Regions from separate parts of the Homo sapiens genome. Here all the other regions are linked to region 3. The links are chromatin loops, found by intact Hi-C in ENCODE. Cell type or tissue: endothelial cell of umbilical vein. All regions are shown on one strand. Region 1 overlaps SVIL (supervillin). Region 2 has its middle 24 kb from the start of SVIL. Region 3 holds the start of LOC107984173 (a long non-coding RNA gene). Region 4 overlaps SVIL (supervillin).

Region 1 (8,000 bases), 320 kb after region 3:
TGATGGGGGAGATGGGAGACAGAAGAGGGGAGTGTCGAAAGTGTAGATGCTGCTGCACAACTCAGAAGTGGCTGCATTCTGTGAGATCATTGCTACACAGCGCCCAGGACAGCGTGTTCACTGTTGGTGTCTGATTTAGGCGTCTCCTCATCCCTCTCTCATTTTCATTTCAGATGGCAGATAACCTCACCCAAATACATGTCATAGCCAACCTCAGGGATCCTGAAACCCTTACTTGGAGAAATGCTTTTCTAGATCACTCCTGCTTTAAATGTACTAAAGACAAAGTCAGGCCCTCCTGGTGAGGCTGGACTCACCCTGCTGAAAATCGCATGACTTCTGAATTGGGTCTCCATAAGTATTATGTCTTCAAAGCATAAAAAGAGAAATTCATAAACTTTCATTGCTGTGTTGACTGTGAAGAAGGAAAAAGATAAGAAAAGCATTTAAAAGGCTTATTATGTCCTAGGCATGATGCCTTCACATACTTTGTTTGTTTATTTATTTATTTATTTATTTATTTATTTATTAGAGGCCGAGTCTCACTCTGTCTCCCAGGCTGGAGTGCAGTGGTGCAATCATAGCTCACTGCAGCCTCAAACTCCTGGGCTCAAAGGATCCTACTGCCTCAGCCTCCTGAGTAGCTAGGTCTACAGACACATGCCACCATGCTTCACTAACTTTTTAATTTTTTAAATACAGACAGAGTCTTGCTATGTTGCTCAGGCTGGCTCGAACTCCTGGCCTCAAGGGATCCTCCTGCCTCAGCCTCCAAAAGGGCTGGGATTACAAGAGGCGTGAGCCACCACACCTGGCCTCTTTGTTTCTTATTACATACATTTGTATTTATTTTACAGATGTTCCTCAACTTAGAATGGGGTCGCATCCCAATAAATCCATCATAAGTTGAAAATATTGCAAGTCAGAAAAACAAAGGAAACATTAAGTCAAAAATTCACTTAATACACCCAACCTACCTTAGATATGCTCAGAACACTCACATTAGCTTGGATTTGGACAAAACCATCTGGCCATGCAGCACACTATGGAGATGGGTCGTTCCCCTCATGGTTGTATGGCTGGTGGCGATCTGGGAGCGGCGGCTCACTGCCTCTGCGAGCATCGCAGGGGAGCATCGCACCACACACCACCGGCCCAGGAGAAGAACAGAATTCACAATTCCAAGCACAGGCTCTCCTGAATGCCTATCACTTCCACAACATCTTAAAGTCAATAAATCTTACATTGAACCATTTTAAGTCGGAGACTGTCTATATACTCAGACTTTGAGTATTCACCACCCTGGTGGTAGTCCTTTGGTTTTTGGCTGGTTTCATATTTCAGGTGTAATAAGCAAATGGAGCCCAGTAAGTCCCCTGTGTCTGTGTGGGATTTCCATTTTATAAATGCTGAGCCAACATTCTTACACAAGCCCTTGATGGAGTTTGACGGTGATATTGATCAAATTTTATTCTTGTCAGTTAAGGTCATGTTCGAAAAGTTGTATTGCACTTCTTTTACAAAGCCCTCTGTTATACAGAAAGCATTCAGCCTAAACATAACCCTGTGAAGGCGGCAGATTCGTTATAGGAACTTGATGTCATTTCCAACAGCAGGCGTCTGCTGGCCCCTCTTGCCCTCTGCACACTGGACTGAGTTGCACTGCCTTCGTTCCTGGCTGCAGGCGATGCGCCAAACTCTTCCCATCAAATAAAAGTTGATGAATTGGACCCTTTATATTTGGAAATGAAATGACTTTACATACATCTTAACTTTTTATTTGCTGTGGGCAAAATTGATGTGATGCAGAGGATGGGGAGGTGGGGTGATAGTTTTAGGAGTAGCAAGGCTGAAGGATCTTACTGGAGAAACAGATCAGTCCAAGCCTAGACCGAGATAGAGGTCAGTGGTTACAGCAAGACGTACAATAGCGGTGCCAGGTACCTGCCTGTCCCCTCCAACCAAAACTCAAACCAAAATGATTTTAGAAAATTAAGTTGATTATAACTTTTATTTTCTTTTAGAAATTTCTTTTTGAGCTGCAATGTGTTTCCAGCCTGGTGTTGAAAAATTCTTGCAGATAGGCTCATAAAGTTTTGAGCTGGTAAACATTGTAACTAGCCTGTAGAATTTCCTTTTTTTCTTTCTACATTGTAAGAGGAGACAGGGCAGTAATCTGAGTGTTCCTCCTTTGACTTGCTTTATGTTGTTAAAACAAGGTTGTCCTTACCCATGATGTTTCTCTAAAATACCTTCAGCCTGGTATAATTACTCGTTCATATTCTGCTTGGCATCATACTCAGTCGTGTGTTGAGGAATGAATGTGTGGACTATATATTACCTAGCCTACCTGCGGTTTAAGGTTTTTAATGGCTATGTTGATTTATGATTCATTTTCGTCGTTCCTTAGCTCATTACTTGCACTTACTAGGAGCTCAATAAATATCAGCAGAATGGACCTGAATTAGTACTTGTAACTCTTGTGTTGGTCACATTATTCAGTGATAATTTTAAAAGGAAAATGTGTAATAGCAACTAAAAATGTGATCCCATTGACTTATTTTATTTTATTTTTATTTATTTTAATTATCTTCTTTATTTGAAATGTGTTGTTTTACATAGATGCTATTTTTATATTAGGCTATTTACCAACGTGCCACTGCAAAACTTATGGAAATTAAATTACCTTTTACTTTTAGTCAGCTGCTTACAAGAGAATTGCCTGGTATTTGTGGGCAGAGTGTGACTATAATAGACTCCGTTCTTTTTTTTTTTTTTTTTTTTGTGACAGAGTCGTGCTGTTATCGCCCGGGCTGGAGTGCAGTGGCATGATCTCGGCTCACTGCAACCTCCACCTCCCAGGTTCCAGCAACTCTCCTGCCTCAGCTTCCCGAGTAGCTGGAATTACTGGTGCCCACTACCACACCCGGCTAATTTTTTGTATTTTTAGTAGAGATGGGGTTTCACCATGTTGGCCAGGCTGGTCTTGGACTCCTAACCTCAGGTGATCCACCCACCCCGGCCTCCCAAAGTGCTGGGATTACAGGCGTGAGCCACTGCACCCGGCCAACAGACTCCTTTCTAATAATTTAAAATTACTTGGGAAAACACATGATTTGATGGCCTTAGATACATTTATTTTTACCTCTTGATTTTAGTAGTGAGCCACATGTCCTGGAAACTCCATGAAGTGAATATGAACTCTATAGCAAAATGTGCTTATACATTTTCAAAAGACAGAATTATTCTTTTTTTCCCTATAATATTCCTGTTTGTTTATTTTTTTAAGTTTTAATTTAGGTTCAGGGGTACATGTGCAGATTTGTTATGTAGGTAAATTGTCACAAGGCTTTGGTGTATTAAATATTTTGTCACCCAGGTAATAAGCACAGCAGCCCACAGGTTGTGTTTCCATCCCCGCCCTCCTGCCTCTCTCCTCCCTCAAGTGGGCCCTCATGTCTGCTGCTCCCTCTTTGTGACCATGTGTACTCCATGTTTAACTCCCACTTATAAGTGAGGATTATTCTTAATAAAAATCAGCCTTTAGGTTTTAAGTTATGGTAAAGTCTGTGTATATGTTGACGTTTTAATAGAGATTATCTGGTTTTGTTTTTTGTACACAATAGTACAGGGAAACCCAAACATGAGTGGTTTCTCCAGAAAGATTCCGAAGGGGACACACCTTCACTTATCAACTGGCCTTCCAGGTACCCGCACGCCGGCCCTCTGGGGCTTGTGTGCATGAGTGTTGCTTCCTCCTGCCTGACCACACATCAGCTAACACCCACTCTCCTCTTGCCTTCTTTAATACCAGTGCACTTGAAAATCACGTGGAAGTTACTTTCTAATCATTTGCTTTTCCCCTCCACATGCCCTAATCCATGCTAATAGTATCTCTCCTTCCCCCTCTTTTTCAATCTTTGTCAATCTTTCTTGATTGACAAACCTTTTACTTGACCTTTTGCTTTTCCCTTCTCACCAACTCACATAGGACTGGCCAGTGAGGGGCAGTAGTGAGCACCCAGCCAGGCCCTGGGCTCCTTTCCATAGCTGGACTCGCTAGCCGGCGTCCCATCTGCTCAGCTTCCCACTGCTCCCAGCCCTTCCAGCCTCCTTGCTTTCATATCTCCTCATCTCTAAACCAGTAGTTAATTTTCAACAGTTAAATTTAGGGCATGTGGTTTTAAAAGCAAACAAAACCCCCTATCATTTCATTTTTAAGACTGGGGGCAGGGAGAGGCGGAAGGAGTCAGAATGAGTAAGTCATGGAAGGACAAAGCTCCACACACAGAGTTTCTGACAGTCACTTTGTTCTTGGCTGAGGACAACATTCAGATTGTCTCTGATCAGGAGCACGCATTCCACAGGAGAACTGGAACCGCGCTTCAGTCTCCTTTTGATTAACAAACGTTTTAAGTATGAAAACCTCCAACACTGGCTCATCTCTGGGAAAAATAACAACTAAGAATGTTTTCTTTCCCTGAGTTGTTCATAGTTACCACCTCTATGTGCGTCTGTGTGGATTGTCCTTTAATGACACATATATAGATACACTGCCTCGTACGTTAAAAAAAATATATAGGAGTTTTTATCAAATTTAGCAGGGTGCACTTGTCATTAAATAAACTATTCTTTTCCATACAGTGCACATCATAAATAATTACTTTTGCCAATTAAGCTTAAGTAAACAGTCTAAATTCCTCTCCCCGCAAGAAATCCCTTTTCCCACTCCAAAAGCCCTCTTTGCTTTTTAAAGCTGAGCCCTAATCAGTTTTCCATTCTCAAGTAGTTGGAATTGTGTCTCCTTTCCCACTACATGGTACTTCAAAAACCAAAAATAAGAACTAGATAACACTATTAAACATTTACTCTTTGCTAAGCACTAAGCCACGTGCTTTGCAAATATCACATTACATTATGTCACTATTATTTCCATTTAAAAGGTAAAGCAACTGAGGCTTACTAAGGGCAGGTGAGTTGCCCAACACTACACAGCTCAACCTGACTGAGCCAGGATCTGAGCAGAGGTCTCTTCCAACCCCACAGCCAGAGCTCTTGGTTTCTTTGTTTTGCAGTAATGGAAAAAGGTCTGTAGCTTTTGAAAAGGATGTCAGTTTTGCTCTCAGATATTTGAATAACTTTAGAAACAACTGGAGCAATCTCTCTTTATTTTTATTTTATTTTTGTTTTTTAGGGACAGAGCCTCTCTCTGTTGCCTATGCTGGAGTGTAGCTGTACAATCATAGCTCACTGCAGCCTCAAACTCCTGGATTCAAGTGGGCCTCCTGCCTCAGCCTCCTAAGTAGCTGGGACTACAGGCACACGCCACTGCACCTAGATATTGTTTTTTACTTTTGTAGAGACAAGATCTCACTATGTTGCCCAAACTGGTCTCAAACTCCTGGCCTCAAATGATCCTCCTGCCCAGGCCTCCCAAAAGGTTGTGATCACAGGCATGAGCCCCAGGGCCCGGCCTCTCTTTTGGGATTCATTTTTAACTAAGAGCATAACAGCAGGACAGGGGGATGGTGGTGGGAAATGTTCACTTCATTAGTTCTGTCAGCAACTATCTTTTCTCTAACATTCTTTTGGTGCTAGAATTATTCATAATGATGCCCAGACTGGCCACATGCCTTCTGAATGAATGAATATACTCTGCATTGCATGAAAAAGCTTGTGAATGTCTAGTTGAGTGCTTTAAAAGAGAGGTGATTGTTGTATCTTGAACTAAATAAAAAGCATAAATAATCGTGAGTGCTCTTACATTTTCAGACGACAATGAAATTACAGCGTTTGGTCAATAGGTGTCTGTATGCCAGGAACCTTCCCCCACAGTCCGTGTTCTGGGCGTGTACATGAGGAAAGCTTACTGATTCAAGGGACCAGGCTCATTATGCCCTAATGCATGCTGGTGGTGGATATTAACGCATTTTTCTGTGGCTTCTGGGTATTTATTTAGTCAGAAGGGACCCATTCTCCCCCAGGATAGCATCTGACCCCTGCCAGCTTTTACAGGGGTAGAGTTAGTTTTGCACCTCCTGGGCATACATATGCAAATTGGAAACTCAACTCAGGATCATCTGACAAGTAGTTGACATTAGACACCAAAATGCTTTTTCACAAGTTATTCTCTCTCAGGTCAGTTTCCATTCACTGGTAATCTGTGATCTACGCATGCTTTCCTCCTGTGAGGCCGTTACTGCACTTTGCAACTTAAATCCTTTTTCTTTCTTAAAGAGTTAAAGTTAGAGAAAAATTGGTGAAAGAGGAAAGTGCTCGAAACAGCCCTGAACTCGCCTCAGAGTCCGTAACTCAGAGGAGACACCAGCCAGCGCCAGTCCATTACGTGTCATTTCAGTCTGAGCACTCAGCCTTTGATAGGGTCCCCAGCAAGGCAGCAGGCTCTACACGACAGCCAATCCGTGGCTATGTCCAACCCGCAGATACCGGTCACACCGCCAAGCTAGTGACGCCAGAAACCCCAGAAAATGCATCTGAGTGTAGCTGGGTAGCATCAGCCACCCAGAATGTCCCCAAACCTCCCAGCTTGACGGTTCTAGAAGGTGACGGAAGGGATAGCCCAGTTCTCCATGTCTGCGAGTCAAAAGCAGAAGAAGAAGAAGGGGAAGGAGAAGGAGAAGAAAAAGAAGAAGATGTGTGCTTCACTGAAGCTCTCGAGCAAAGCAAGAAAACCCTACTGGCTTTGGAGGGTGATGGGCTAGTGAGAAGCCCAGAAGATCCCTCTAGAAATGAGGACTTTGGTAAGCCTGCTGTGAGCACAGTCACCTTAGAGCATCAGAAGGAACTGGAAAACGTGGCACAACCCCCTCAAGCTCCGCACCAGCCCACTGAGAGGACAGGCAGGAGCGAGATGGTTCTCTACATTCAAAGTGAGCCTGTGTCCCAAGACGCCAAACCAACTGGTCACAACAGGGAAGCCTCGAAAAAGCGCAAGGTCCGTACCCGCTCTCTGTCAGATTTCACAGGCCCCCCTCAGCTCCAGGCCTTGAAGTATAAGGACCCAGCTTCCAGGAGAGAGCTGGAGCTGCCCAGCTCCAAGACCGAAGGGCCTTATGGGGAGATCAGCATGCTGGACACAAAAGTCTCTGTCGCCCAGCTCCGAAGTGCGTTCCTGGCATCTGCCAACGCCTGCAGGAGACCTGAACTGTAGGTGATGCTTCACACGCCCTCCAGCTGTGTCACTTGCACGTCCCTGGCAGAATGATTCACTCCTCGACCTGTGTTGTGTTCTGCATTGAATCATATTAGCTTAGCTCACAAGTGCGTGCAGGGCGACTATGCGGAAAATGGCTCAAAAACTACCACTCTGCTTCTGCCTACTAATGGGGAACTAGTGGATTGGGTGTCTGGAATGTCTCCTTCCTTACGTGCATGGTAGAGGCATGAAGAGGGGTTTGGTGGTGTCTGTCCCTTGACTCACGGAGATGCATAATCCTTTGCCATCTTCTCTTTCTCTGTCTTCGTTTGCCTTCCTTATACTCTCTGCCCTTTGATTCTCAAAGCAAATCACGGGTGGAGAGGTCGGCTGAAGGACCTGGCTTGCCCACCGGTGTGGAACGGGAGAGAGGGTCCCGGAAACCAAGACGCTATTTTTCTCCTGGTGAAAGTAGAAAAACTTCCGAGAGATTTAGAACCCAACCTATAACTTCAGCAGAACGAAAGGAATCGGATAGGTAGGCATGCGTATGCGCAGTTTCCTCATCCAGGAACGTGGCAATGACACAGGAGTTTTACCACACTGACGGTCTTGACGCTATTTATATAGGATGTTGGCGATTCCATAATTGTTCCATCTAACCTATAAGCGTTATTTATTTGGCTTATTTAAAAGTCTTTTTAAAGAATATTAGCCTTTACAGCGGTATTATGATACATACACAATTTTACATTGCATTCAGATGATAAGAAGTAAGAAACATTATTTTTCTTTATTTAATGGTTTTAATGTTTTTTACCCCTTGTTAAATTAGACTCCAGAT
Region 2 (8,000 bases), 200 kb after region 3:
TGAGATTGTGCCACTGCACTCCAGCCTGGGCAACAGAGGGAGACTGTGTCTCAAAAGAAAAAAACAAAAAAAAGAAATATAAGTATCTGTTGATTGAGAGGTAAAGTACAGAAAAGTTGTCACCATCAAATCTAATATGTTCTTCATAGTGGAAACTACCGATGTTTACTTACTGAAAAATCCAGTATTTGGAACAATATTCACCATTCTATAGATACTGTCTTACTGTGTAAAAATATTACAAGTCTAGGATCACAAAGTCTTCTATAGTTTTCTTGACAAATAAAATGGGCCATTGGTTAGTGCTCTTAAAATGGTCTATTCTTTTATTATTACTATTATTTAAGAGACAGAGTCTTATTCTGTTGCCCAGGCTGGAGTGCAGTGGTGTGATCATAGCTCACTGCAGCCTCAAATCCCTGGCCTCAAGCAATCCTCCAGCCTCAGCCTTCCAAGTAGCTAGGGCTACAGGTGCATGCCACCACACCCAGTTAATTTTCTTTACTTTTTTGTAGAGATGGGGTCTTGCTTTGCTGCCCAGGTGGGTCTCAAACTTCTGGCCTCAAGTGATCCTCCCGCCTTGGGCTCCCAGAGTGCTGGGATTACAGGCATGAGCCACTGCACCTGGCCTATTATTTGTCCTTCGTCCAAGTGTTCCGTGTGTGTGTGTGTGTGTGTGTACGCGCGCACATACATCCCTGCTGCCCTGTCTTCTAATGCCAGCTTCCCACTTTAATTGTTGCTCATTGCTTCTAACTTGCCTCACACATGTGACAGTCCAGTCACTTACTAGTGGCTTTCCCATCCATGTGTTTGCTTCTGGAATTATTGCTGTCAGAATGGCAAGCCTTGGGCACTAATGTGGTAGGCAGCTATCTGAGGGGTGATGGATGCCTGGAACTACTCCAGACACAGTGATGTCTGCAGGTCACTGTGCAGTTCCAATCAATGGGGACCTTCTCTAATGGGGAGATGGTCTTGTTGATTTGGCATTTTATTTATTTACTTTTTACAAATGTTCAAATAACAATAATGATTATTATGCTTATTGGTATTATTATTCCTGTGGCTAATCCAACCCTTGATGGTTGAGAATTAGCCATATTGTTATTTATAATCAGCATCAGGTGTTTGGCATGAATTCAGGAGACAGGGAGGTCTCTGAGGATGGATGAAGGCAGTCAGAGAAGCTCTCCTGGAAACTGGGGGCATCCAGGCTGAATCCTGAAAGATTTGTATGAGACCGGGGAGGAAGTGCCTAAGGCTCTGTGAAAATGTCTGGAAGAACCAGGTTTCCTTGCTAAAGGCATCTAGGGAAAAAGGTTGGAGAAAGAAGCCAGAATAAAAGTTGGGTCTCATGGCAGCATCATCCCTGAGGTCTGCAGTGGGGGTTGTTGGCTGCTTGGTGAAGAGGGATAAGTTGCTGCTCAATGCCCCAGAACTAGAGGCACTTGCTACTCTAGTAGTTTGGTAGTATGTGAATAAAACTCACTGGGGCCGGGCATGGTGGCTCACTCCTGTAACCTCAGCCCTTTGGGAGGCCAAAGACGGAAGGATCACTTTAAGCCAGGAGTTTAAGACCAGCCTGAGCAACATAATGAGACTCCATCTCAAAAAAAAAGAAAGAAAGTTTATTTGATTTTCAGTTCTAGAATTTGGAAAATGAAAATAAAAACTCACCAGAAACATCCATTCACTGTGAGCACCTCCATGGGCACCATCTGTCAAAGCACAGGCTTGAAACATTAACCTAAAAGGATGCCTTTGTCTGGCATATCTCTCTTCCAGATGCAATTGGTCTAGATTTAGTCCCAGAGTCTAGTCAGAGTTTTTGCACAGGGGGTTGGTAACCTGGTGAAAGTCAGTAACAGTTTGTTTTGTCCGGAAAGAAATGCCTTGGAAAGGTCAAGAGAGCCCCGGAGAGAAGAGACAAGCCCTCCTGGTCTGGCTCCAGCTTAGCTAGCATCTCCTCCTGCTGCATTAATCATGCTCATTCTCCTTTCTCCGGTGCCCTGTTTTCCTCTGGAATTCTTTTCTGCTTTTATTCCGGTTTGACTCGTTTCTCGAACTTCAACCTGTCCCTAAATTTGGACCTTTTCCTGTTTGTATTCTTGCTTTTTTATTTTTCCTAAATGATCCTGACTGCATGAAAGCTGGTTGATGGTGGGGTTTTCCTGTCAATATATTCTGAAGTTTTACTCTCTAGTGACTGAGGTTTTCCCTTTGTCTTTAAGCAAACCAGATTTCTAGGACTCAAGTGTTTCAGGCACAGGCTTTTTTTTTTTTTTCTTGTGAGACGGTGTCTTGCTCTGTCGCCAAGCTAGAGTGCAGTGGCGCAATCTCGGCTCACTGCAACCTCCGACTCCCTGGTTCAAGCGATTCTCCTGCCTCAGCCTTCCGAATAGCTGGGACTACAGGCATGTGCCACCACACCTGGCTAATTTTTGTATTTTTAGTAGAGACGGGGTTTCACCATGTTGGCCAGGATGGTCTTGATCTCTTGACCTCATGATCCTCCCATCTCAGCCTCGCAGAGTGCTGGGATTACAGGCGTGAGGCACCACACCCGGCCCAGGCACAGGCTTTTTAAACTCCTTCTTTGTCCCTGAGCTCATGATTTCACTGCAGATTTTCTTCTATCTGGACTCACAGTTGTAGAGCCCCAAGGCGATTGCTGTGCACACTATGAGTTTGAGAGCCCATGCTCCAGAGGTCAGGAGGGGAATGAGCCAGGGGAAGACGTGAGCGTCTGGGCAGAGATTAGCACTCTCTTTAAGAAGAGGGAGGGATGAGAATGTTTCTATTCTGCCCTTTCTTCTTGGCTTCTTGTGATTCTCTTGGCCCGTTCCCCCCACCAGAATTTTGCTCTGTGGCCTAGGCTGGAGTGCAGTGGTGAGACCATGGCTCACTGCAGCCTCCACCTCCCAGGCTCAAGCGATCCTCCCACCTCAGCCTCCCTAGTAGCTGGGAGGTGTGCAACACCATGCCTGGCTAATTTTTTATATTTTTTGTAAACACAGGGTCTTGCTATGTTGCCCAGGCTGGTCTCAAATTCCTGGGCTCAATTGATCCTCTCACTTTGGCCTCCTAAAGTGCTGGAACAATAGGTATGAGCCACCCCACCCTGCCTTTTTAATTTTTTTTTTGAGTCAAGCAAGGTGTTGCTTTGTTGCCCGAGCTGGAGCGCAGTGGTACAATCGTAGCTCACTGTAACCTGCAACTCCTGGGCCCAAACAATCTTTCTTCCTCAGCCTGTTGGGTAGCTGGGACCATAGGCAGGCCCAGCTAATTTTTAATTTTTTTGTAGAGACAAGGTCTCACTGTATTGCCCAGCTTAGTCTTGAACTCCTGGCCTCAAGCCATCCTCCTGCCTCAGCCTCCCAAAGTGCTGGGATTACAGACATGAGCCACTGTGCCCAGCCCCTGTTTTCTTTTTGAGTAGTTTTCTTTTTCTTTCTTTTGTGGCTGGTTCAATAAGAGGGTCTCCTTTTCCTAAGCAGGCAAAGGATTTTTTAAACCAGTTTGGAGCCCTAAGGAGGAGTCCCAGGGGAAAAAGAGAGGCTTACATTGATCTAGCCCAGTTCTCAAGGCATCAAAGCTTTTTAGTAATAAAGAGATTTGTGGAGGAAAGGGAAAATGATTTTTTTTATTGTTGGAACAAAAAACGGTCTGCTTAAACCCAATAATTTGTCTGTGTTTACCGCAACCATCTCTGTGGCTTACAAGAATGAGTTCATGACTGTCTGAATTCCACCAGGCAGTGGTGACAATAATTTATTTTTTAACCTTGTGGGAACTTCACATGGGCTGACTCCCCTTTGACCCCGCACCCATCACAAGATGATTTTTTCCTAGAAGTTGCCTCTGGGGCTGGGCTTCTGGAGATGAACCCCATTCTCTCTATGCTGGATAAACCAGGCTTCTGACATCCTTCCTGTGGAATATTTATAAAAATGAGCGCCAAGGAATTCAGCTGTGGTTTCTTGCAATGCCTGGTGTGGTGCCAGCTGTTGCCCAGTTCAGAGCCCTCTGTGCTTGAGTGAATTCTTTTCTGACTTTTTCCGGCGGTAAGAATACAAGGAAGTGCTGAGTAGACAACAGAGAGGAGATGAGAAGATGGAACTCAATAGCCTAAGACAAAAGACTTCCCAAAGCCACGCTTGTTAACCACTAACCAGCTGATAAACGAGGGGCTTTCCTCTGTAGTCTGGGATTGCAGGGCTGGAGCCTTCTGTGTTGGGGACCTCTCCCAGGCTGAGTCATTAAGAACCACACAGAGTGTCAACCCTCGAGTCTAAAGAATGACTCTGTAACCTTGTGAGTCATCTTTCATACAAATTGCACCTCGTCAGGCAAACCACAAGGGGAAATGCATGTTTGCCTTAATTCTACTCTGGTACATTCTAGCATAGGTGGGGTTTCCCCTCACTCTTTGAGGAAAATAAATGCAGAGATTGTCTCTGCCTGGAATGCTTGACATAGACCAAGTCATAGCCAAATCACTCACCCTGATGCCTTCGGTGAGTTATTCCAGTCTCCTAACTCTCCACCCAGCATGTCTTTTTCTGTGGAATTGGGTCTTTGTTAGTTCCATCCAACTTCGTGATGAATTTCAACCCATTTCTTATTTTCTCAGTTGTCCCTTTGTGGCAAGGCTGCTGTTCCCAAGCCTCCATATTTGTTCTTTTGTTTTTAATTTTTTTAAAGACAGGGTCTTCCTTGTTGCCCAGGCTGAAGTACAGTGATCCAAACATGGCTCACTGCAGCCTTAACCTCCTGGACTCAAGTGATCCTCCTGCCTTGGCCTCCCATGTAGCTGGGAGCACAGGAGCACACCTCCACGCTCAGCTAATTTGTTCAATTTTTTGTATAGACAGGGTTTCACTTTGTTGCAGACTGGTCTTGAACTCCTGGCCTCAAGCAGTCCTCCCACTTCAACCTTCCAAAGTGCCAGGATTACAGGTGGGAGCCACCATGCCTGGCCATCCCTATATTTGGATCTGATTTTAAATTTGAATTTAGAAAGTACTCATATTTACCAAAAATGATTCTTGCTTATAGACCAAATAATACAATTTTAGTCCTCCCAGAAAAATAAGAGCTTTGGAGAACCATTGCATAGAAATGACTTTATTCACTGAGTTTACGATGAATGGGAAAAATGCATTCTTTTATTGAGCACTTTTTATAAGAGGTTTAAAAAGATACTTTAACCACTGCCTGTAATCTGTAGTTGCTGATGTTGATGAGTATTTGAAAGGGAAAAAGCTCTTTGGAGGCAGCAGATTAATCACAGCAGAGTATCCAGTTTCATTCGTACGTGTGGTTGTCTTGTATTGTTTGCTATTTTCTTTCTCAGATTTTTCAGTAGAGACTTTGTCCTTTTTCAGAGAGAGTTCAAGTGGATGGCCTTGAGGACTTGAAAAGCTGAGATATGATGATTTTGAAGTCATTTCACATCGAAGCCATGATTTAAATATCGGCGTTAAGGTAAGTATTGAGGAAAGAAATATGACACTTTTGTGGTTAACACATTATTGGCTTTGCTTGCACTGTTAGAAGAGATTAAAGCACATTGTGAAGGGTGATTTTGTTTGAATCATGTTCAACAAACCAGAGCTCGAAGAAGATTAAAGCGGCCTCTGTGATGCGGTGTGGAACCATAGACATACAGGAGAGCTGAGCCACTGTGATGGTTGGAAATGTCTTCATTTTTCCTCGATGGTCATGTGTCCCAGTGTGCCCTTTATGAACTTCAGGAAAGAACAGGAAAGCTTACAGCTGTGGTTTTCTTTCTGAGCTGAGCCGTGGCTATTAGGGAGCTTTCGGGGAGTGTGAATTAGATAGGACCTTTACATAGGAGCAGAGCCAGCCAAAGGAGTGAGAACAGGAGCACCCTTCTGGAAACTGTGCTATTTGACCTGCCTCTCTGGAGCAGGAGTTCTCAAAGTGTGTTCCCTGGAACACAGCTCCCTACACCACTAATACAGTGGGGACCTGGGTCAGAGGATGGGTCTATGCCTAAGTGCGTTTGGAAAGCATTGGATTAAAGTTAAATGACCTTCTTCAAAACTAATGAGCTTTGTGAATCTTGATGGGTGTGAGTAGTGGGCAGTGCTCACCAGAGTTCCATGGAACTATTTTCTTGTGAGGCATCTTAAGACCAGTGTTCCATTTGTTCATTAAATATTGATTGCGCACCAGCCATGGATGGTGTTAGATGCTAGGGATGCAGCAAAAACTGAGGTTGACAGTGCTCATGTTTAGATAATAAATACATTAACAATTAAGGAAAGGTAATCATTGAGAGACACAATAGCAAATGTTTAAGAGCCTGGTATCTGCAGCTCAGTGGCTTGGGTTTTAATCCTGGGTTTGACACTTAATAAACTGCATGATCTTGGAAAAGACATGTAACCTCTCTTTCAATTTCCTTATGTGTAAGATGCTTATAATAGTATTCACTTTGTAGATACTATTATTGCAAGGACTAAAATTATGAATATGTGCTGGCAAATACCAAACTTTATATTAATACAAGTGTCATCAGAATATGTACATATATTAATAGTAATTGTTACCAAAACACCAGGGGTTCAATCTGGGTCCTGCTGCTCACTGCACAGAAAGCCAATGCCTGAGACAACAAGTGTTGCCAAGGAAGAAGGCTTTAATTGGGTGCTGCAGCCGAGGAGATGGGAGCTCAGTCTCAAATCCATCTCTCTGACTGACCAAAACTGGCTATATAGCAGGGAAGAAATGTAATCATGTGTGGGAAAACAGGAACTCAGAAGGGGCTTGGAAGCAATCATGTTGAATCAGCGTCCACATTTTATTGTCTGGATGTGATCTGGTGAGTTTCATTTCTTTGATACTTTTTTTGAGAGGCCTGAAGGTCATTTCCTGAGGAAGGATCTCAGATAAAACAAATATAAGTTTCAAATGTTAAGACCAGAAAGTTCAATTTCTATGTTTATTTATTCTTTTTTTTAAAAAAAAAAGCTATATGGGACTGTTGGGTTGGTTTCATAATGGCTGAGTACTTTGAAGGTTCTGTGGTTGCATGAATGGAGAAGATAGAGTGATGGGTGGGGACTTTAAAATAGGATGATCCAGGAATGCCCTGAAGTAGAGACTTGTAAGAATGAGAAATAGCAAGTTATGCGGGTGGCATAGAAAAAGCTTCCAGATTGAAAAGCAAAGGCAAAGAGGATGTCTTGTGCAGAGAAAGCATTTGACAAAATCGAATGCCTCTTCATGTTTTTAAAAAAAAAAAAAACACTCACACTCGGCCAGGCACGGTGGCTCACACCTGTAATACCAGCACTTTGGGAGGCCGAGGCAGGCAGATCATGAGGTCAGGAGATCGAGATCATCCTGGCCAACATGGTGAAACCCCATCTCTACTAAAAATACAAAAATTAGCTGGGCGTGGTGCCACATACCTGTAGTCCCAGCTACTCGGGAGGCTGAGGCAGGAGAAGCACCTGAACAGAAGTCTAAGGTTGCAGTGAGCCAAGATCATGCCACTGCACTCCAGTGACAGAGCAAAACTCCAAAAGAAACAGAAAAAAAAAAAAAAAACCCACACATACACACTCAACAGACTAGGAATAGAAGGGAACTTCTTCAACCTGAAAAAGACATCTATGAAGAACCCACAGCTAACATGACACTGAATGGTGAAGGGCTGAAAGCTTTTCTCCTAAGCTCAGAGACAAGACAAGGATATCCATTCTCACCACTTCTGTTCAGTATTTGTGAACAGTAAATTTTAGGTGCTGTGATGGTTAATATTAGGTGTCAACTTGATTGGACTAAGGGAGGCTTAGATGCCTGGTAAAGTATTTTTTCTGGGTGTGTCTCTGAGGGGCTTGCCAGAGGAGATTGACATTTGAGTTGGTGGAGTGGGAGAGGAAGACCCACCCTTGCTGTGGGTGGGCACCATCCAGTCAGCTGCCCAGCATGGCAAGAGCGAAGCAGTAGAAGAAGGTGGGATA
Region 3 (8,000 bases):
TGGAGCATGGACCACAATTCTCAGAAGCGACTTCTAGAGAGGTAAACTATGTTCTTCCCATTCCTCAGATAGAGAAAGATCAAAGCATGTATATAAGTAATTTGCTTATTTTCAGACTATGTTACATAATTAAACTATATCCCAGGGCAGATCCTGCATGATAACTTTTGTGGGGGGAGTGGGGGACAGAGTCTCACTGTCATCTAGGCTTGAGTGCAGTGGTGCGATCTCTACTCACTGCAACCTCCACCTCCCGGGTTCAAGCGATTCTCATTCCTCAGCCTTCTGAGTAGCTGGAATTACAGGCGCGTGCCACCACGCCTGGCTATATAGTCACCTTTTATTAGGTGTAGGAAGTCATAACCTTATTGTTCCAGAAGACAGAAGTTGTCTTTTTTTACCTGAATTTCCCAAAGATTGCTTCTCAGAAACGACTGCTTTAATAGTCCCCAATTGGTGTGAATGGAATAGTTAATTAAAATTCTATGATGAAGTGCATTAGAATTTGCAATAAGCCTCTTGCCTTTTATTCACTCCAGATGACTGCCTTCTGACATCATTGTTTTTTTTCTTCTAGATGTTGGGTGTAATGCCAGCCATTGTTACAATAGGACATTGCATTTTATACCTGAGATCACTGACTGGTTGTCATCAGATAGAATCATGTAGTCCCCTGTTGTACAAACAGAACATTCTGATGACTATTCATTAAGTGAAATATAATGGAACACTTAAAGTGACCCCAAGATTAAACCCTTATTTGGGGTTTGTCTAATGACTAATGGTCACTACCACCAGTTTGGAGACATTACAACAAAACTCTGCTGCTGACAAAAATATTAACCATAAATGATGAGAAATTTTCAGTTGGGACCAAAAGAACATCTGGAGGCCATTAAAGCAGGAGAATTTTCCCTCTATGTCCTGATTGCCAAACTTAGAACCAACCACCCAGAAACTGTGGCCCTCATGCTAACTCAATGTTTATATTTCATTAAAAACGATTTCAAGGGTTTGCGTCTTGCACTTCATGGCCCAACTCCCATGCATACAGCTTTTCATCTCACTGAGCATGTCCTGGAGCAGACGAGCATTCCTCACCTCTTGGTTTCAGAAGAAGGAGCTTCTTGGGGAATAATTCCAGGTTCTTTTTTTGCATCTATAATCTAATCAAGAATCTGTAGGTCCTACCATCCTAGGATAAATGAGGAGAAGAAAACAAGGATGCAAGACCCAACAATAAAAATATTAGAATTTTAAAAATACTATACTAGAGTTTGCTTTTAAATACCTAGTAAAGCTACAATAAGTCATGAAATTGATGAATGGAAAGTTATATAATTTCAGCTGTATATTAGTTGCTTTTTGCTGCTATAACAAATCACCACAAACTTTGTGACTTAAGACAGATGTAGCCAGGCACGGTGGCTCATGCCTGTAATCCCAGCACTTTAGAAGGCTGAGGCAGGCGGATCACCTGAGGTCAGGCATTCAAGACCAGCCTGGCCAAGATGATGAAACCTCATCTCTACTATAAATACAAAAATTAGCTGGGCATGGTGGCACCTATAATTCCAGCTACTCGGGCGGCTAAGGCAGGAGAATCAGTGAGTCGAGATCACACCACTGCACTCCAGCCTGGGCAACAGAGCAAGACTCCATCTCAAAAAAGGAAAAAACAAAACAAGACGGATATATTACCTTACAGTTCTTGAAGTTAGAAGTCCAACACAGGTTGCACTGGACTAAAATCAGGGCATCAGCTGGGCTGCATTCCTTTCTGGAGGTTCTAGGGGGAAATCTATTTCTTTGTCTTTTAGCTCCTTGCAGCTGCTCCATTCCTTTGTTTATGGCCTATTCTCCATTTTCAAAGCCAGCAAAGTTGCATCTTTTTAACTTTTCTTCTGCAGGAATATCGCCTTCCAACTATGGCAAGAAAAGGTTGTCTGATTTTGAAGATTTGTGTGATTCATTTAGGCCCACTAAAATAATCCAAGATAATCTTCCCATCTCAAGATTCTTAATTTAATCACATCTGCAAAGTTCCTTACAAAAGCAACATATTCACAAATTGCAGGGATTAGGACGTGGACATCTTTGGGGGATCCATATTCTGCCTATCACAAGCTATTTCCAGACTCCAAGTAGTAAAGAGAGTTGAAATTCAAAAGCTCATCAGTCACCTTTTTTCACTGTCATTCCTTTTAGCATTGAGTTTTACCTTAGGAAATAGGACAGATGTTTTCAATACCTAAAACCTTAAACATAGAACAATTTTACAAATGTCATGAAACCAGAATGAATCTCTTGGCTGAAAGTTTTTCAATTTTCAAAGAACTAATTTTAATTTTACTAGTAAATTTGAAATGGATCCAGCTTGCCTGCTGTACTTTTATATGAGACACTAAATCACGGTTCTTTGGAAACGGCAACATTGAAAGCATAAACTGTCATTTTCCCAGAATGTGTGGAAGGGCGGATGTGGTTGATATAATGTGTTTCTTAACACATCTTTTCACCCTGAGCTCACTCCCACCATGTGTTTATATGCACTGCAGGGCATACAGCAGCCTTGGTCGGTGCACGTGTTCGCAAGTAGTTTCGCCTATTTCTCAAGCATATATTCCTACGGGTGCCTAGCAAATGCCTTAGCTGAGGACAAGGTGTCCAAGGAATAAGTACTTGCTGCTGTTTTCCAACACACACCACAATTTCGGCTGATTCTCAGCAAAGGGCATTTCTTCTACTCTGGGATCTGTGAATTTGCTCATGGTTTTTAACAACCTGCAGCCCGGCTCAAGTCATAGTCTGGATCCCAATTTGAAATTAGCTACATTTTATTAGTAAGTGTCCAGAAATGGCTTGGCGGGTCATTTTCTGTCTTGTAAAATGTGGTTCTTATTGGCAGTAACATGCTTTTTGGGCACTGACTCATGTTCTCTCTTCAAGCAAATGATTCCTTCAGGAGGCACACGCTATATCTAGGTTTGCTGTGTGCAACACATCAGATCCTGGCCATAGGGTGACTTAGCAAAGGTACAGGCAGTTTATTGCACACCTATGTACACTTCAGGTCCCGTGCTAAGAGTTTTAAGGGCATTATCTCATTTAACTTTACAAAACCCTGTAAGATAGAATCTGTTAATCATCCCATTTTCAGACGATGAAAGCAAGATTTAAAATGACTTGCACAACCTCATGAAACCGACATGCTTGGGCTGGACTATATTGAGACTAGGTGAGGTGAGTGAGCACTCAGTTTGGTGCAAAATGTAAAGGAAAGCCAAAAGGCTCAGTAAGCAAGGTAAAGGATATTTCAGTGCAATTTTTTAAAAATGCAAAATTAGTGAAAACATTCCATAGTAAAATATTAAAATGTGAAAAAAAGACAGACTCTGACCTTATACTGGGACTCAGCCTTAATCACCTGACTCTAATCCTGGCCCTGCTGAATCCTGTCCCTTCCCTGGCTGGAATTTGAACCCAAGGCTGGCTGAGGCTGAAGCCCATGTTTGTACCCACTACTCTATAGGATGCATCTGCCTCCTCTGCCAGCAGGGCAGCTGGGAGGTACTTAAAATGCTTTTCAACAATGATGACAGGCTGGGTGCAGTGGTTCATGCCTGTAATCCCAGCACTTTGGGAGGCCGAGGTGGGAGGATTATTTCAGGCCAGAAATTTGAGACCAGCCTGGGCAACATAGCAAGACCCAGTTTCTAAAAAAAAAAAAAAAAAAAAAAAATGTAATTAGCCAGGCACGGGGGCATGCACCAGTAGTCCCAGCTACTCAGGAGGCTGAGGTGGGAGGATACTTGGAGCTCAAGAGCTGGAGGCTCCAGTGAGCTCCACTGCACTCCAGCAGTGATTGCTCCACTGCACTCCAGCCTGGGCAACACAGCAAGACCCTGTCTCTAAAAGAAAACAAACAAAAAAAACAAAACCAAAAAAATAATGATGAAAACAGAGCTGATCCTCTCTGCTACCCATCCCTGTGAAAGGTACATTGCAGCAGGACTAAGAGTGGCATCAGTGATGGTGAGAAGTCATGTGAAGTAGCCTCTGATCCTTATATCAGCCAAGGAAACTCTTGGTAGAGTGAGTCCTAGTTTAGGGAGAGGGACTTTTCCCTGAGCAAATCAGTAGTAATCAGTCTGTGAGTAGATTTGCTTTAGTGCAAGTGCCGTGACTCAGTTCAGATGGACCCAGGGCCCCCTGGCAACTAAACTATTCCCGAGTGATTTTGTGACTTCTTCCTCCCTGCCCAGCTGGCCCCCTGCAGGTGGCACTGTGGACTCAAGGCCTCTGTTCCTCCTAAAATAGAAATTCCTTTGCACAAGTCGATTGGAAAGCCAGCGTCCTGTTTAACTTCTTGTCTCCTGCAATTTGAGCAGCTGTCGAGCCGCTGCCAAACAATGCCCACAGCTCTTTTGAGTGCATCTCTCACTGCAGCCCTGCCTGTCCAGCTTCCACGGCTGTGGAGGGGACGCACGAACCACACTTCTGTCAAAGAGGGTACTCCATAAAGTTGTCATTCCTCCTGCCTCTTTCTCCTTTCCCAGCCAGATCTGAACTTCATATTATATTACTTCTTGTAGCATCTTCTTGTATATCTCAGTTTAAACTTTTGGCCATAACTTCGGTACCCAAGCTTTAAAAAACATGTTGCTTTCCTTAAATGTCATCTTGAAATTGAGCAGGATGCTTTGCTCTGAGGAAGCCGTCCTTTTCCTGGGATCCACAGTGATATCTGTCTACCCTCTGAGCTCTCCCTGGGCTCAGGGTACTTGCTCTACTTCATGTTCAACTCAAAGTCACTTTCTCTGTTGGACATTTTAGTTGTTCCAGTTCACAAATGGATTGTGCAATTTTTTTTACTTTTTAAGAATTCTTGCTTTTTCTTCCTCTACTTTTTAAAAATTTTCTTTAGAGACTAGGTCTTGCAATATTTCCCAGGCTGGTCTTGAACTCCTGGCCTCAAGCGATCCTCCCACCTTAGCCTCCCAAAGTGCTGGGGTTACAGGTGTGAGCCACTGAGCCTGGATTTCCTCTTTCTTCTTAAGACACAAACATAATTTTCTCTATGTTTTCTTCTGCTAAGAGTATTAACAAATATATTCTTCCTTTATCAACAACAAATACATGTCTGTCACAGCCCAGGCTCCATATCATCTCATGGATTTTCCTTACTCTCTGAGAGTTCGGCTGAGACTCTTCCCAAAAATTCCTCTGAACTTAGCTATTTGCTCTAGTCAAGGGGGATCTGGGTAGTTGAAAAAAAGAATGTCTTAATCTGTCCTGGAGACAGCTGAGTTTAATAACAACAATCAAAAAGGAGAATATTCTTCTCTGAAGACAACTGAACAATCGTTCCAGCAAATACCATTATATTTTATTAAAAAATAAGACATGAAATGTAGGTAAGGAATGGAGGTACTCATATTTCCAGACTGCATTTTCAATTAGCGTTTTCTTTTTTTCTTCTTTTTTTTTTTTTTTTTTTGAGACAGAGTCTTGCTCTGTCACCCAGGCTGGAGTGCAGTGGCACAATCTCAGCTCACTGCAACCTCTGCCTTCCAGGTTCAAGCAATTGTCCTGTCTCAGCCTCCCAAGTAGCTGGGACTATAGGTGCATGCCACCACGTCCAGCTAAGTTTTATATTTTTAGTAGAGACAGGGTTTCACCATATTAGTCAGGCTGGTCTTGAACTCCTGCCTTGGCCTCCCAAAGTGCTGGGATTATAGGCATGAGCCACAGTGCCTGGCCTCAATTAGCATTTTCTGAAGACTACTTTATTGATGTTTCTAATGAAACAATAATAATACTCAAACAGAACATCTGAAAAACTCAGAAGAGCATTCTAAAAAAACAGTTACAAAACCAACCATCCAAGGTAACAACTGACAACATATGTTTTTTGGTTTTTTTTTTTTGAGACGGAGTCTTGCTCTGTCGCCTAGGCAGTGGTGCGATCTCGGCTCACTGCAAGCTCCGCCTCCCACATTTAAGCAATTCTCCTGCCTCAGCCTCCTGAGTAGCTGAAACTACAGGCACGTGACACCATACCCGGCTAATTTTTGTATTTTTAGTAGAGACTGGGTTTCACCATGTTGGCCAGGATGGTCTCGATCTCCTGACCTCGTGATCCACCTGCCTCGGCCTCCCGAAGTGCTGGGATTATAGGCGTGAGCCACCCCGCCCAGCCAACAACATATGTTTTAAAGTAAACTCTTTCAGTATTTTTCCCTACACATCTGAAAAATGTATGTATTTTTAATCTGAAATTAACTCTTACTTTTCCTACTACAGTATTTTCTGTTCTGGTTAACATGAACGTAAATGTAAGTTAATGATTACATTCTCTCATATGAATACACTTTCTCAAATATTTGCCAAGTTGCCTCCAAATTTTGCTGTCGTAAGCAATGCTTTCATGAACTTCCATATATACGTCTTTGAGCACAGTTTTTAATTCCTCTGGAATAAAGTCCTAAGAATCAAAATGCTGGCCAAATAAATATGCAGTTTATAAAGTTTTTAATAATATAGTAACAAGTTGTCCTAAAAAGAAAATTATGCTAATCAACACTTTCACACTATGGTGTAAAATCACCAGAGAAATGAGCCTTCCACCAAAGGAACCTCAGTTAAGAATGAGAAAATTTGGCCAGGCACAGTGGTTCATGGCTATAATCTTAGCACTTTGAGAGACCAAGGTGGGCAGACTACTTGAGCTCAGGAGTTTGAGACCAGCCTGGGCAACATGGTGAAACCCAGTCTCTACAAAAAATACAAAAAATTAGCCGGGTGTGGTGGCATGCACCTGTAGTCCCAGCTACTCAGGAGGCTGAGGCAGGAGAATCGCTTGAACCTGGGAGGTGGAGGTTGCAGTGAGCTGAGATTGTGCCACTGCACTCCAGCCTGGGTGACAGATTGAGACTCAGTCTCAAAAAAAAAAAAAAAAATTACCCAGGCATGGGGCATACGCCTGTGGTCCCAGCTACTTGGGAGGCTGAGGTGGGAGGATCACTTGAGCCCAGCAAAAGGTGGAGGCTTCAGTGAGCCGTGATCACACCACTGCACTCCAGCCTGGGCAACAGAGTGAGACCTTGCCTCAAAAAAAAAAAAAAAAAAAAAAAAGTCCAGGCACAGTGGCTCATGTTTGCAATCCCAGCACTTTAGGAGGCCAAGGCAGGAGGATCACCTGAAGTCAGGAGTTTGAGAACAGCCTTGCCAACATGGTGAAACCCCATCTCTACTAAAAATACAGAAACGTTATCCAGGCGTGGTGGTGCACGCCTGTAGTCTCAGCTACTCGGAAGGCTGAGACATGAGAATCACTTGAATCCAGGCGACAGAGGTTTCAGTGAGCCAAGATTGCGCCACTGCACTCCAGCCTGGGTGACAGAGCAAGACTGTGTCTCAGTTAAAAAAAAAAAGAAAGAGAGAGAGAGAGAAATTTTTTTCTGAGAGCATCAGAAGAAATTCATCAGTGAAAAGGATTATTGAGAAAGGCCATCTAATCTTTATCTTTATCCAGCCTTAGTGATTATACACCAGGATCCTCTGGTGAGCTTTTAAAACCCCCCACCCCTGGAGATTCTGATTTTATTAGTCTTGGGTGTGGCCTGAGCATGGTACTATCTTAGAGCTTCCCAGATAGTTTTAATGTCAGCCAAGGTTGAAAGCCACCAAGCAAAAGCATGTTTTAAGTGGAAGAAATTTCCAGAAGTTTGGTGAGGTTCAGGTGTGTGTCTGCTCAAGGGATGACCTGAACAAGTTCTTGTTTTTTCCCTTAATTCTTTGACTTTATGAAAAATATTTCTGAGAAAACTTTGACAATTTATAAACCTCTGAAAATAAATCATAAAAATGTCCAAGTTAGGTTCTTTTCGTGGTGTTCAGATGACCGAAAAATGAGAGACTTAGAGGCATCAGTAAGTTTGCAGTCAGAGAGAAGAAAGTCACACTGCAGGGATGGCTTCACAGTTGTAACTTGGCCA
Region 4 (8,000 bases), 270 kb after region 3:
CTGTGGGTTTGAACAAATATATAATGATAATATGTATTATTATACAGGTTGAGTATCTCTCATCCGAAATGGTTGGGACCTAGGAGTGTTTCAGATCTTAGAATTTTTTTTTATTTTGGAATATTTGCATGTACATAATGAGATATCTTGGGGACAGGACTGATGTCTAAACACCAAATTCTTTTATGTTTCATGTATACCTTATATACATGGCCTTAAGTTTATTTTACATAACATTTTAAATAGTTTTGTGTATGAAACAGAGTTTGTGTCCATTGAACAATCAGAAATCAAAAGTGTCATTGTCTCATGTCGAAGCTCAAAAACCTTGTGATTTTGGAGCTGAACCAATTTTGGATTTTCTGATTAGGGATGCTCAACCTGTAGTACACTACGGGGTATTTTCACCGCCTTGAAAACTCCACTGTGCTCCACCTATGTATTCCTCCCTCCCCTCCCAACCCCAGAGAACCACTGATCTGCTTACTGTCTCCATAGTTTTGCCAAGTTTCTTAGAACTGGGTATAAATTAAGAATAAAAGGGCATTTCTCAGTCTCTAAGGATAAGGGCTTGGGCGCAGTCCATTTAATGACATTATTTTCCTTATGAAAAATTATAGGATTGATTTATTGACTATTTCTTAACATGTGTATGGTGTTAAATATTCTTAATAAGTTTTGGCACATTGTCCAAAATATTACATTGTAAATTTGGGAAGTTCCATAGTTCTTTTACTTAGAAGGTTTGAATTAGAGGTGAATTGCCCGAGATTTGAGAAGGAGGCCGGGAGGCAGAGAGTGGAAGGCATTTGATGTATCTGGGTTTTGATAACCACCCTGTTCATGTTTTAGTGAAGACCATCTTTGGCTTCTAAGGACTTGAGTCTGACAGATAGGCAACTGGGGGGCCCATGTGTGGATTTCCCTTGGTCTGGAATCTTCCTGATGGGCAGATGGGGAGTGAGAAATGCTCTCGAGTCCACAGTTGAAATATTTGGGGATCTTTAGTGACACCAGCCTATATCCTTTATGTGAAGGTCCAGGAGTGAGTTTCAGGCACTTAACAGTTAACATCCAACTGTCCGCTACTGTCAGAGCCTGCAGAGGACTGTGGGACAGGCTGTGTCTTGTGTGTACTTTTATAATAGTGTAAAATGTTAATGAAGTATTGCGTTATAATATGATTTTACTATAAAATGACAGAATATCTCTTTTTTTTTCAACAAGTATTCTCTAACTCTACAAATATCAATGTGGCTGCTATCAAAAAATTTTAAACATAGCGCAGATTAGGGCCACAGTCTTCAAGGTAATATTTAAACCTGGATCACCATATTTGATAGCTTTCAATGTGACCTTGAATATCCAAAGTCCTGCTTCTGTTTAAAACTTCCCTACAACAATTTAATAAATTAGAATTTTAGAGACTTTTTTTCCTTTAAATTTAGAAAGTGAGTTGAAATTCAACCTATTTCCACCACCCTTTTGCTAGCCCTAAAGAATGAGATAGAACATTAGTCATTAGAATGAACTTTAATCTAGGCCTTGATCATGAAGGAAATATTTAGATGAATGATTTGAATTTTGTTTAGACTCAGTGTAATTTTAGTCACACAGATTTTGCTTGAAAATCAGCTAGGCTTCTTTTACCCCAAGAGAAGATTTTTACCTAACGAAGTTCACCTTGCATGTTTTAACATTGATTTTTTATGCTTACTTTACTGTTAATTTGGATCAAATATTGGGTCTGGAAAATGCTCCTCCCCTTCCTACGTAACTGTCAGAGTCCATGCAACGATGGACACCTTGACATTGAAACCTCCATTACGGAGGTCTCACTGTTAACTGGAAGAATCGCAGCTGCAAGAAACTGAACAGCACCTGGCGACTTAGGTAGAATTTGAAACAGAAATGAGAAACCAACATGTATTCAGCTTTTGTGAAATTGTGTGCTTCTAGAAGCTTCTTCTTGCCCCTTGCCTTGTGAAATATCGAAGAGGCTTTATTTTCTTATTCGGAAATAGGTAACATGTTGGAAAATAGAATATGCAAATATTACACTTAGATGCTTAAAAGCAGTGACATTGTTTCAGAGAAATCCCCTTTTTTCTTTCTTTCTATTTTTGAGAAAGAGTCTCACTCTGTTGCCCAGGCTGGAGTGCAGTGGCACCATCTTGCCTCACTGCAACCTCCGCCTCCCAGGTTCAAGCAATTCTCCCACCTCAGCCTCCCAAGCAGCTGGGATTATAGGCATATACCACCATTCCTGGCTAATTGTTTGTATTCTTAGTAGAGATGTGGTTTTCCTATGTTGGCCAGGCTGGTCTCGAACTCCTGACCTCAAGTGATCCATCTGCCTCAGCCTCCCAAAGTGCTGGGATTACAGGCATGAGCCACAGCACCCAGCCCAGAGAAACCTCTTTATGTCCCATGAGCATTAGAGCAGTACCCAGAACCATGTAAGGTACTAGCAGTGGTAAATGCCTGGCAGGCTCTTTGCTCATCTTCCTCCTAAGCCAGGAACAGGCATCAGCCCTCACCCAGAGCACTTGGATCTCCCCACGTGTGCTAAGATCCCTTCGCAGCATGGAGCTTCATGCAGCAAGGCCGATGACATAAGCTGGCATGAGTTCTGTCTGCTGCCCTGGTATATCCTATAGCACCTAATGTGCTGGAAGGACTCACGTATTTAGGAACATGATAGTTCTCAGGCTGTCAGTTTTTTAAAAAGGTGCAGGGTGCAGGGGAGGAGAATCTGGAAGTTACTATTGCTTTGTCAGAGGTGAGATTCTGAGTAAAATGTTCGCACAGTAGCAATGCTTATGTACAAAATTTTTACTATGGCACAGGATTGCATCAGGTTTTATAGAGAGAGCTATTACTTTTTTATAAGACTGCCTCACTTTTATAACTGTCAGTATATTAGCTTATAATACAGACAATTGAAAATAGCAAAAGCACTTTTATATAGCTGACAATAAAGCCTCTTAGTTTGGATTCCCTGGGTTTCAATGCCATGGCCCACAGTCATTTTACTCAACAGGTTCTTCTTGAGGGCATGGGGTAGAAAGTTCTGGACCTGCCTGGGAGGTCAAGGTGAGAATGACAGCCAAGGAGCTGAAGAGAGAAACCAGCAATGCAGAAGCACAGGTGTTCCCAGAGTATTTGAGATTTCATGCATGTAAACACATTTCACTTCACATATATTAAAAAAGAAGGCCAATAAGTGTGTGAAACATTAATCTTTATTTGGTTATTACTAGAACATAAGTTTGTGTGGGCAGGGAGTTTGTCTCACTGTATCCACAGCCCCAGAACCGGGCTTGGCCTCTTGGGTGCTCCATAAATATTTGTTCAGTGGATGAATGAAATAATTTGCTAACATTTAATTTCTTGCATGTCTTGGAGATATTAAAACTACTTTAAACAAAGATGTCCTTGCTTCAGGGTTTCTATTTGGAGTGTTTTGTAAAATTGGCTTTGGGAGATGCATTGATTCTTTTCTGCCACCAGGGGGAGGTATAGTGCAGTTCAGGAATCAAGTTTTTAAGTTTTTTCAAAGAGGGGTTAGTACTTCAACTGATACTCTTAGATGTGGATAACTGTGACTAAGTTAAATCAGCACTGCAGGATGAGGTTTAAAGGTATTTCAGCATATTTCAAGCTTAACACAAGCATGTGTCCGGGTTAAAAATAATATCCATAAATACAGCCTGATAATGTGCTTAAATATAAAACATATAAATAGGTTGCAAAAGATGACTGAATCTTTCATCATTTTATGATCACTTTCTGCCACCCAACCAGATGGCATATGTGATCTACTAGCCAGAAGGTGTAAAGTACATGTTAAAGTGAACAAATACTCTTTTTTTCTTCAGAACAGGAAAAGATCTGATAAAAATCTATCATTCTGTCCATGCGGTTGGCACCGTTTTAATGTCGGGGGAAAATGCAGTGGTTCTAGTTCTGCTTCGTAGACAGTGACTAAATATATACCGTCAAGGCTGAGTGTCAGGGGCTGGCTCAGTACAATCAAGCATGTGAATAGCTCTTTTGTGCTGGGAACCTGTTGGGCAGCCTTACTTAATTGGGGAGCCACGGGACAGGAGGTCTGGTAATATCTTTATTATTAAGGAGAGAGTCCCAGGGGCTGGAAGGGAGGAATTTTCCTTTACAACTTTTTTTTTTTTTTTTTTTTTTTTTTTTTTGAGACGGAGTCTTGCTCTGTTGCCAAGGCTGGAGAGCAGTGGCGCAATCTTGGCTCACTGCAACCTCCGCCTCCCAGGTTCAAGCAATTCTCTGCCTCAGCCTCCTGAGTAGCTGGGATTACAGGCACATGCCACCACACCTGGCTAATTTTTTGCATTTTTAGTAGAGACGGGGTTTCACCATCTTGGCCAGGCTGGTCTTCACTCCTGACCTCGTGATCCACCCACCTCAGCCTCCCAAAGTGCTGGGATTACAGGCGTGAGCCACCACGCCTGGCCAACAACATTATTTTTAGTGAGAACAAACTTAATTTTAGTTCAGTAGACATTGCCTATTATGTGGGAAATTAATGTATTCTTTTATTACTATCTTCAGTTTGCAGTTCCTGAGGTCTTGAGGTTTGGCCATATAAGAACATCCAGGTAGATCAAGGTCTCTCGGCAACTCCAGACCCCCTGTTCCAGGAGTCTTGATTGACAGAGCTTGCTGCAAGTCAGTAGCCAGCAGCTAAATTGTCTCACCTCGTTTTCTTTTCTTGCCTGGTCTCTGGGTGGAAGTTCCAATTAGGGCTCAAACAGCCCCCAAAGCCGGCAGCTGAAGAGGAAAGGGGGAATACGGTGGTGCTTCAGTGCCATCTAATTTGGCCTTAAACAGTAGGAAATTAGCTGCTTGTCATTAAAATAAACAAATGCCAGCCTGTTCCGTGCTGCATGCTGCAGGGGACTTGCAAGGGGACTGGTGAAGTCCCCACAGTTTCTGGGGTTTACAGGGGGCCCAGAGCCGCTCTCCTCCCCTCCAGATTCCCACCACACTGTTGGCCAGCTGTGGATCCTCTCCTCCTTTGCCTAAGTTAGAGGAGACAAAGGTGAGTGTGAGCTGAGTGCTTCAGTGTCGAGGCCGTGCGGGCGATGATGTGATAGGGCGGCATGGGGTTGGTGTTACTTAAAACTCCGTTTCCCAACGCTGCTTTCCACAGAGCTGGAGGACAGGCTTTTGGTGTCGAGTGTCTCACATCCTTGTTTTTTTTCCCTTTGGCATGAATATCTAGACAGGAATTTCTGATAAACTCCTGTGAACCGAAAAGTCACCGAGGCATCTCAATCCACTTAAAGGTTTATTTTGCCAACATTCAGGATGCTCCTGGGGAAAAAGGGACACAAGTCCCAGTGGGATGAATGTCCTGTGCTTTTTCCAAACTGGGTTTGGGTTTGAGGACTTCAGTATTTTAAGGACAAGGAATAAAAGGGGGGGTGGGGGAGGTAGGAAGTGAGGCAAGTGGTCACATTCTTGTGAGGCTCTGATGAGCATTCTGTGAATCTACATTTTACATGTGAAAACAAAGGAGGGGGAAGTCAGTTACGCATTTATCTCTTGCACAGTAAATCTACATTTTACATAAGGTACCCTAAGCCTGTGAGGTCACAGCTATCTTTCTGGGGACAAAAGGCAGGCAGCTTTTGTGTGACTCGGTTCCTAAGCTTCACTTTCCGTTTGGCATAGTGAGTTTGGGGTTCCCAAGGTTCTATTTTCCTTTCACGCTCTGTCAGAGAATTTCCTAGGGACTATTTTGGTTTGGTAAATGCTGAATTAGTGTAAATTAAAAATCAATCGCTATTTACATCCCCAACATAATGGCCCTTAATAGGCAACCATTTTTCATGAGTCTTGTTTCAGACATCCCAGACTCCATTTCCCAGAGAAGCAGAGAATGAATGGGTGCTGTATGTTCACTGCTGGGTGTCCAAGAAACTGCACAGGAAGTGTCTTAACGTGAAGAGAGTCCGCACTGGACACCGGCACAAAGGGCAGAGTGAAGGGACGAAGTGTCAGATGCGTCTCTGCCACCAGCACACGTTTCAGCGGTGCTAGATTTGACTAGGCACAGGACTCTAAACTGGTGGTTTGCTGACTATTAACCTCCACGGTATTGCTATCTCATGCTCCTTGACCCCTTCCTAATTTTGCTGTGGTTCGGCAGCTCCAGTCCACTGTTGAAATGCTGGTAGATTTCAAAACTCCGTTGGGACATATTAAATTCTGGTGAGCCAGTGGGTGGGATGCCTTCTGAATGACAAAGGGGCCCCGTGGCTAAAAGCTGAAGGAAATTCATGCAATGATGAATGTGCTGCAATTAATCACCAGAGATCTGTTCTTTTCCTTGTATGCGTAGTACAGTGCAGGGGCCAGGGTGGGGGAGAGTCTCTGAGTCCAGATCTTCATAGAATTAAAAATAATGAATATTTGTAATCAGGCATCGCTTGACCAACAACTCCGCCTCCTTAGCTGGAAATACAGACGTCCACTTTTCGCTGGTGTGTAATCATTTTCTGGAATGCTAAGAATTGTTCCCCTGACCTATGGCTTCTTTTTAAGCATCCGGGATATGCAGTCAATTTGCAGGTTGCTGTTTTGAAGTCAGGGAGTCTCGGAGATTGAATATATGCCACCTAAGTTCCTGCAAGATGGACTTTCTGGGAGTCCTCTGATGAGGTTGGGAGAAGGCAAAGAGGAGACGTTTCCATGTAAAGGCTGAGCAAGCTCCAGGCCACTGCAGAAGTTCAGCTTTCTTCAGCTCTGTAAGCTGGACCCTGTGGCTGGAGTCTGGCCAACTGCAGGGACAAGTTTCTATTATTATGTAAATGGAGTCCCAGTGCGGCCTTGGAAGAGTTTTTGGCACAGGGTAACCCTTTGTCTGCCAAAAGGTAGCCTCTCCCTTTGCTTCAAGCCCAGAGCGTGCATTGTGCAGTGGTGACCTGTAAGCCACCCGTCAACCTGCAGATTGCCTTATTAGGCAGACTGCGGAGGCTGGTGGCTGGGGACTGGCTGGCAGAGGCGGTGGCAGTGAGCTTGTGTCCTGTACGAAGCCGGAGAACCCGAGCCCCGGAGACGTGGCCTAGTACTGTTCTATTAATGATAGTGCTCTGTGATGACAGGAATATGCACTCTCCTTGGCAGGCATACTTTATGGGTTGGTTGGAGAACAGGAGGTTTGCAGGGGGAGGTGACTGTCCGAAGGACAGAATGGTACGAGGCTTTCTTCACTGCGTAGCTTGTGTGTTCAGTTCTGTATCAGGGCTTATTCTACGGAGTATGGACTTTATCGGGAAAATTTGTTTTTAACTTTTAAGTTCAAGAGTACATGTGCAGATTTGTTATATAGGTAAACATGTGTTATGGGGGTTTGTTGTAGAGATTATTTCATCACCCAGGTACTAAGCTTAGTACCCATTAGTTATTTTTCATAATCTTCTCCCTCCTCCCACCCTCCACCCTGCGAAAGGCCCCAGTGTGTGTTGTTCCCTTCTATGTGTCCATGTGTTCTCATCATTTAGCTTCCACTTATAAGTGAGAACAAGTAGTATTTGGTTTTTCTGTTCCTACGTTAGTTTTCCAAGGATGGTAGCCTCCTGCTTCATCCATGTCCCTGCAGAGGACATAGTTTCGTTCTTTTTTATGGCTGCGTAGTATTCCATATTAGGAAATGTGGAATGTTTTCCTTTTAATGCAAGATGTTTTGTGGACTCTCAGAATCTTGTTTATGTTTTATAGTAAACTTTTTTGAATGGTGAGGTCATGTGTATAGTAGGGAGGAAATATAACTAGATAGTCAGGTGGTACAATGGAAATGGCAGAGTTTTAGGAGCCAAGGGACCTGCGTTCCACGGCTGCCACAAGTGAGCTAAGTGGAATAAGTCACTTGCATTAGGGAGGTGATTTCCCCAAGGACAGAATGGTATAGCTCATGTATCTAGGGCTTAGTGGGCAATCACTAGTGATCACTAGTGAAT

The links. Peaks named below come from ENCODE experiments on the same cell type or tissue, not always from the same donor. Only the 100,000 strongest peaks of a DNase experiment are listed, where the experiment ranks them.
Region 1: a loop joins it to region 3, with 4 times the contacts of the local background. A loop is called at or near these places in 7 of 110 quality-filtered maps.
Region 2: it touches region 3 in a loop (6-fold over the local background); 13 of 110 quality-filtered maps call a loop at or near these places.
Region 4: a loop joins it to region 3, with 7 times the contacts of the local background. A loop is called at or near these places in 9 of 110 quality-filtered maps.

Annotation. Positions count from the first base shown.
Region 1 is chr10:29,531,696-29,539,695 of GRCh38, reverse strand. SVIL (supervillin) reads left to right here. Exons shown (of 38, transcript NM_021738.3): 7 at 3,627-3,707; 8 at 6,238-7,167; 9 at 7,524-7,694. Among named protein-coding and RNA genes, the nearest start is that of MIR604, 9.4 kb to the left of the region's middle. RefSeq lists enhancers at 585-1,084, 1,085-1,586. In endothelial cell of umbilical vein, a CTCF peak has its summit at 3,997; a DNase peak (open chromatin) is centred at 4,115; H3K27ac peaks cover 1,127 bases.
Region 2 is chr10:29,655,459-29,663,458 of GRCh38, reverse strand. It overlaps a transcript of SVIL not described here. Among named protein-coding and RNA genes, the nearest start is that of SVIL, 24 kb to the right of the region's middle. RefSeq lists an enhancer at 3,724-4,923. In endothelial cell of umbilical vein, no CTCF peak of the experiment used is centred here; DNase peaks (open chromatin) are centred at 4,208 and 6,818; H3K27ac peaks cover 3,767 bases.
Region 3 is chr10:29,854,913-29,862,912 of GRCh38, reverse strand. LOC107984173 (a long non-coding RNA gene) reads right to left here and starts at 1,896. Exons shown (of 3, transcript XR_001747288.1): 1 at 1,702-1,896; 2 at 1,102-1,195; 3 at 415-673. It overlaps LOC124902402 (a long non-coding RNA gene), which reads left to right. Exons shown (of 2, transcript XR_007062100.1): 1 at 1-41; 2 at 578-1,013. RefSeq lists an enhancer at 200-1,399. In endothelial cell of umbilical vein, a CTCF peak has its summit at 4,268 (motif pointing right); DNase peaks (open chromatin) are centred at 582 and 4,292; H3K27ac peaks cover 347 bases.
Region 4 is chr10:29,586,377-29,594,376 of GRCh38, reverse strand. The region is part of intron 1 of SVIL (supervillin); the gene reads left to right. Among named protein-coding and RNA genes, the nearest start is that of MIR938, 12 kb to the left of the region's middle. In endothelial cell of umbilical vein, a CTCF peak has its summit at 3,503 (motif pointing right); DNase peaks (open chromatin) are centred at 3,816 and 3,946; H3K27ac peaks cover 1,726 bases.